2 separate regions of the Homo sapiens genome follow, and region 1 is linked to region 2. Evidence: read pairs that join two places in POLR2A ChIA-PET (ENCODE). Cell type or tissue: OCI-LY7. All regions are shown on one strand. Each heading gives the region's core, and the rest is flanking DNA. Links, peaks and the distances in the headings are about the cores only. Region 1 overlaps ELOVL2 (ELOVL fatty acid elongase 2). Region 2 overlaps LOC105374928 (a long non-coding RNA gene).

What was found. ChIA-PET counts read pairs that join two places held together with the same protein. Peaks named below come from ENCODE experiments on the same cell type or tissue, not always from the same donor. Only the 100,000 strongest peaks of a DNase experiment are listed, where the experiment ranks them.
Region 1: POLR2A ChIA-PET joins it to region 2 with 6 read pairs; 2 of 35 experiments call an interaction of 5 or more read pairs at or near these places.

The regions. Positions count from the first base shown.
Region 1 is chr6:11,009,773-11,012,692 of GRCh38, forward strand. It overlaps ELOVL2 (ELOVL fatty acid elongase 2), which reads right to left. Exons shown (of 8, transcript NM_017770.4): 2 at 974-1,037. Among named protein-coding and RNA genes, the nearest start is that of ELOVL2-AS1, 33 kb to the right of the region's middle. In OCI-LY7, for the core only: no CTCF peak of the experiment used is centred there; no DNase peak of the experiment used is centred there.
Region 2 is chr6:11,459,240-11,462,159 of GRCh38, forward strand. The region is part of intron 1 of LOC105374928 (a long non-coding RNA gene); the gene reads left to right. Among named protein-coding and RNA genes, the nearest start is that of TMEM170B, 77 kb to the right of the region's middle. RefSeq lists an enhancer at 983-1,172. In OCI-LY7, for the core only: CTCF peaks have their summits at 1,340 (motif pointing left) and 1,541; DNase peaks (open chromatin) are centred at 342, 1,142, 1,752 and 2,202; H3K4me3 peaks cover 2,481 bases; H3K27ac peaks cover 2,500 bases.

The DNA.
Region 1 (2,920 bases), core at 98-2,597, 450 kb before region 2:
TTGGTTTTTACCTGAGAGCAGTGGGATGACACTGATGAGTTTTAAGCTACAGTGCCATGCAATATGACTTAGGTCTTTAGAATGTCATTCCAGCTGACACTGAATAAATGACTGGAAGGGGCAAGAGTGGAAGAGGGGAGGCCTGTTAGGAGGCCACTGCAGTACAGTAAGCGACTGGTGATGAAGGAAAGATGGAGAGATGTCTAAGCTCATCCTACCTACGGGCCCCGGGCAGAGAAAGCGCACACATCTTTTTTTTTTTTTTTTTTGAGACAGAGTCTCACTCTGTTGCCCAGGATGGAGTGTAGTGGCGCGATCTTGGCTCACTGCAAACTCTGCCTCCTGGGTTCAAGTGATTCTCCTGCCTCAGCCTCCTGAGTAGCTAGGATTACAGGCATAAGCCACTACGCCTGGCTAATTTTTGTAATTTTAGTAGAGACGGGGTTTCACCATGTTGGTCAGGCTGGTCTTGAACTCCTGACCTCATGATCCGCCCACCTCAGCCTCCCAAAGTGCTGGGATTACAGGCATGAGCCTCCACACCCAGCCAGCGCACACATCTTTAAAGGGAATTTATCAAGGCATCTAAGGGCAGAAATGTCACATATAACTAGGATGTAAGAAAGGTGGAAGATGAATGGGCAGTGGAGAGGAAACAAGAAAGCAGCATCCTTTAGAAGGAAAGTTACAACCCGGCTTTGTAGCCAGACAGACACTGGAGGAAAGCATTGCATTTCACTCTATCTCTGCTTCCTGCTCCCAGAACTTCTTTAATCCCAGGAGAGGTTAAGCAGTAGGAGAAATGGGATCTTCTGGACATTCTGGAAGGATATCAAAGTTGAGGAAGTTAAGTTTCTAAATATTAAGTACCTTACTATTTCCAAGACACCAGAAATAACATAATCCCTTTCTATAACTAAATGGTGTTCTTCCTGTGTTCCTTCCACATTAAGTTCTCAAGTAATTCACTGACCTCGCGGTCCAAACATATTGTCCAAAAAAGCATTGATTTCATCATCAAAGGCCTTTAGATGTTCCTAAAAAGAGAAAGAAAAAATGATTTAAGTGTTTTTTTCTTCTTTTTTTGAAACGGTCAAAACAAGCCACTACCAACAACATGTAACTGACAGACTTTCAAAGGGTCCCAGCTTCAAGGACTTTTGACTGCAAAGACTTAAGGAAAGAGGACAGTAAATGCATCCTCACCTTTCACAAGCCTATAAAGATTTGGAAGGAAACAATTCCTCTTATTTCCTTAGGCAAGAGGAGTCCTAGAGAACAGACTTGGTGCATTTAAACATTGAAGGGTTGGCCAGGCGCGGTGTCTCACACCTGTAATCGCAGCACTTTGGGAGGCTGAGGCAGGCGGATCACGAGGTCAGGAGATCGAGACCATCCTGGCTAACATGGTGAAACCCCATCTCTACTAAAAATACAAAAAAAATTAGCCAGGCATGGTGGCAGGCACCTGTAGTCCCAGCTACTCAGGAGGCTGAGGCAGAAGAATGGCGTGAACCCGAGAGGCAGAGCTTGCAGTGAGCCGAGATCACGCCACCTCACACCAGCCTGGGCGACAGAGTGAGACTCTGTCTCAAAAAAAAAAAAGAAAAAAAAACATTGAAGGGTTATTGACCTAAATTCCATTTACCTCTAAAATGCTTATAGGCAAAGCTGTTCCATAAGCAACTTCCCTTGTTACAATAACAGTTGTGGGTAGGCAATAGAGAACATCTGTTTCCACAAAATATATTCATAAATCCAGTTTTAAAATGAAAATTCAGGCTGAACTGTATTTCGTAAAACTGAATCTAAAACTTTAAGTAGGACTGTTTTTCAAGTAAGGAGCATTACAGCTATTTTTTCTATTTATGTTTTGTTTGTTTTCAAACTATTTCTTACACATTAACATCTACTTTATATTACTGTAAATAGTGCCACTTGGGTACACCCGATTAATTATTGTCACTTTCACTGGATTCAGGTGGGAGCCGGAATACTGCCAGCATGGTCTGCTCTCACGCTGCTCAAAATACCCGTTCAGGTATTTCCCAGCTCCGCCACAGAGGTCTACAGCACCTCCTCAAGCAACCAGAGGAGAAGTCAGAACATTACCAGTATTTCCAGGAAGGTGGGGCCAGCGGGTTGGTCCCTGACTGTGTGTGAGCTGAGCATGACAGCCTCGGGAAGTTGATATGGAGCATGCATTAGATTCAGCTCACTCTCAAAAAAAGTTGTAAGTGCCAAAACAGATGATTAATTTGCTGGCATCTGAAAAAGAGGAGCGGCATGTTTGCTGCCTGGCACATATCACTTGGACCTATTCCTTATTTGTGACTCTGATCCTGAGAGAAATTTCAAGGAAACGTATGTCTTCGGGAACTTTAGAAAGCTTGGGAAAGAGGATGAAGATGATGACTAACATTGACTGGCACCTACTATTGCTGGCCAGCATATAAGGAACTTTATCTTCATTATTTCATAATATCTTTATAAAAAATATCTGGGCTAAACCAAGCCTGAAAATTTTTAAACAGTATATTCATCTTTGTTTCCATGTAGGGCATCTCGGGAGGCCCCCGATGTGAGAAAGGTCAGTTACCTGAGATCTCAGTGTGACAGAATATGATCTGTGTTGCTTTAGAATGGGGGCGGCTGACCAGAGGCCTCTCAGTCTTGAGCAAAGAATGTTAATCTCACAAATGTACTCACCATCATAACAAATGCCAATGAAGTCTTTCTTCCATTGCTGCACCCACAAACAAATGTTTAAACTGTTTCAGCTTGTTTGCTAAGGTTCAAAATCCATTTTCCAACATTTGTAGAGCTAAGAAAACGCTAAAGGTCACAAAGCCCGTATTATTTCTATATTGCAAAAATTTAGTCACAGTGGAAGAAGGGCAGAAACAAAAGTAAAACAAGG
Region 2 (2,920 bases), core at 241-2,740:
TATCACAGTTTTCTCACCCCTTCATCTGATTAACTTTGAGGCATATTCTACCTCAGTACTTTACAAACTTTATCATTTGGGGATCCTGTTAAAAATTCACATCCTGATTCAGTGGATTTGTGGTAGAGCTTCAGATGATGATGATGATGATGATGATGATGATGATGATGATGATGATGGTCCGCTTTGAGTAGCAGGCTCTACACTGTCTCTCAGAATTCCCCAGTGGAATTCAGCTTCATTTGCCCTCAGTGGTAACTTTCTTGATTATTCTCCTTTGGTTGGTTTTCTTCTCTTGCCTGTTTCTCACTTCTCTATTCCCCTACTAGTGTTTCCTACTTGCATGTGAATTCTTATTTCAGGTTGCTTCTGGGGTAACCCAAGCCAAGAATATGCATCTATCTATTTATCTATCTGCTCACCTATCCATCCATCTATTCATCTACATCTATCCATCCATCCATCCATCCATCCATCCATCCATCCATCCATCCATCCATCCATTTACCTATCTATCTAGCTATGTAATGCATTCATCTATCTTCTATTTATCTATTTATGTAATCTATTTATCTATCTTATCTATCATGTGTCTAATATATTCATTTATCCACCTATCTATTCATCTACCTAATCTATTCATCTATGTATCTACTATTTATCTAATCTATTCATCTATCCATCTATCTAATCTGTCTACCTACTTACCTACCTATCTGGAACATAGCAACAGAGCACAGCCTCTTAAAAAATCCAGTAAATTGAAGAGCTGAAAGAGAAAGAATGAAGACATACTGGAGGGGGTGGAAAGGAAAAGTTGATGACTACCACCTAAAGGGACTTTTTCTTCCTCCTTGTGTCATTTTCAACAGGATGTGGTATCATGGAGCTCTGGTGAAAGAAGAGACTAGGCAGTTAGCTATGGCTACATAAATGGGACAGCTCCAGAAGTCCATGGAGGGATCCCCTTTCTACTAGGAAAGATGGGCAAGGACTTTATGCCTGATTCTATTATTCAGGGCACATTGCTGACAGGGTTGGCCAGTGAGGCCATAGAGAGAAGGCAGGCCAAATGCTAATCTTGGAAAGGACGGAAATCAGCATAAGCAGAGAGACACAGGGTGAAGTGGTAGCGGAGAGCGGATGCCACAGTGTGTGGGCTTGTGGGTCAGCCCTATTAAAGGGAGGAAATCAGTAAATGGGCTTGCAGATGGTTACCCAAGATTTCTTCATGACTTTGTGCAGCCTGTACAATGTATGCTCCTTATCTTGTGGGAGTGTAATTGAGAGCCCTGGACTTCCTCAGCTCAGATCCCAACTCTGCCACCTCCTGGTTATGCTACCTTAGCATGTGTATTCAACCTCTTTAAGCATCGGTCTTCCCATCTATGTAGTGGGGACAGTAATTCCTATTTCATGGGATTGTCATAAAAATTAAATGAGATATTTTGTACAAAGTGCTGCCTTTATTACAGCTGGAGGATAAGAGAGCAGCCCTGATACTGTAAATATTCCCAAGAATGATGAGGAAATGACGGTGGACCTTTTACTTGATTCCAGCGTTATGAACACACACACACATACACACACAGATATAAGCACACATATGTTTAATAGCATATAGGTAGAAAGCCACAGGAGCGGTAATACCCTGATTATGTAAATCAACCCCAGCTCTAACAGCTAAAAAACCCTACTGCTGCTCTTAGCTATGCATGAAATCACCCCCATGAAACTTCTTTGAATAAAGCAAACATCTGTTCTTGGTGGAATGCAAAAGAGAAACTTTATTTGAAGTTCCTGCTTCCCCTTCTCATTAAAAGTATTTCGAGCACTATTAAAATAGTTTCTGCCAAGAGCACTTTTTGTGCTCTTCAGTTTCTTAGGTTCACTGGCCTGAGAACCAGCATTCAGCATTCTTAGTCCCACCATAGCTGGGAGTCTGGGGTCTGGGAAAGGGATAGAGTCAGTTTGTTTTTGCCATCAAGACCCTCTGATCGCCTCAGATGGTCTCACCTGCTATTGCTTCTTTCCCGTCCTGACAGGTTGATATTCTGGAAGCAAGATCTTGGAAGGCCAAGGACAGGTCATTTCTTAGGACTGTGCAAAAGAGAATCAGTCTTTACAGTAAGCTATTTGATTCTAGTAGTTCTTTCATCTCAGTCTTTTGAAAGCAACTTCCCCTCTTTAACCAACACCTGCCATGGCCTCTTCATGAGCCGAAGAAGGTGAGTGCTGATGGAAATCCCAGATGTGGCCAAAACTCCCCAGCAGCAGACAGGTCAAAGGTCTTTTGTACCCTTTCCCGTAACGGGTGGCACTTGATCTTCAGAGTGGCTTACACTGTTCAAGAGGGTTTGAATCATAAGACATTTGGGGTTAAAAAAAAAAACCTGTCATTTTGCATTTTGATTTTTGTAGAGCCAACTACAACGTATTTGAAAATTGTGTTCTTGAAATAAGCCTGTAATAGTAGGTGTCAAAAGTATCAGAGATAAAATGTCTACTCTTTTAGTGGCGTAAGTTGTCGTTGTTTCAAATTACATTTCCTTGTACTATATGATGGATGTACTATGCACACACACTTTATCACACACGTGTGTGTGTGGGAGTGGAAATGTGTAGGTAGTCAGAGAGGGAAGAATAAAGAATTCATGCTAATGTCTAAATAAATGAATTAATTAGTGAAATAAATAGATTCCTGTTTACACTATACTACAATTTTTAAGGATAACCAGTTGTTAATTAATACACTGGACTTGAAGGAGACTCATTTGTGTTGAAACATGAAATGTTTGTCCTCTCTCCTTCTCCCTCCCACCTGGAAAACATGAAAGATCTGCAACTCACACATACTAGTGTAATTTAAACACACTTTGAAAGAATTGATAGGCTGGGCGTTGTGGCTCACGCCTGTAAT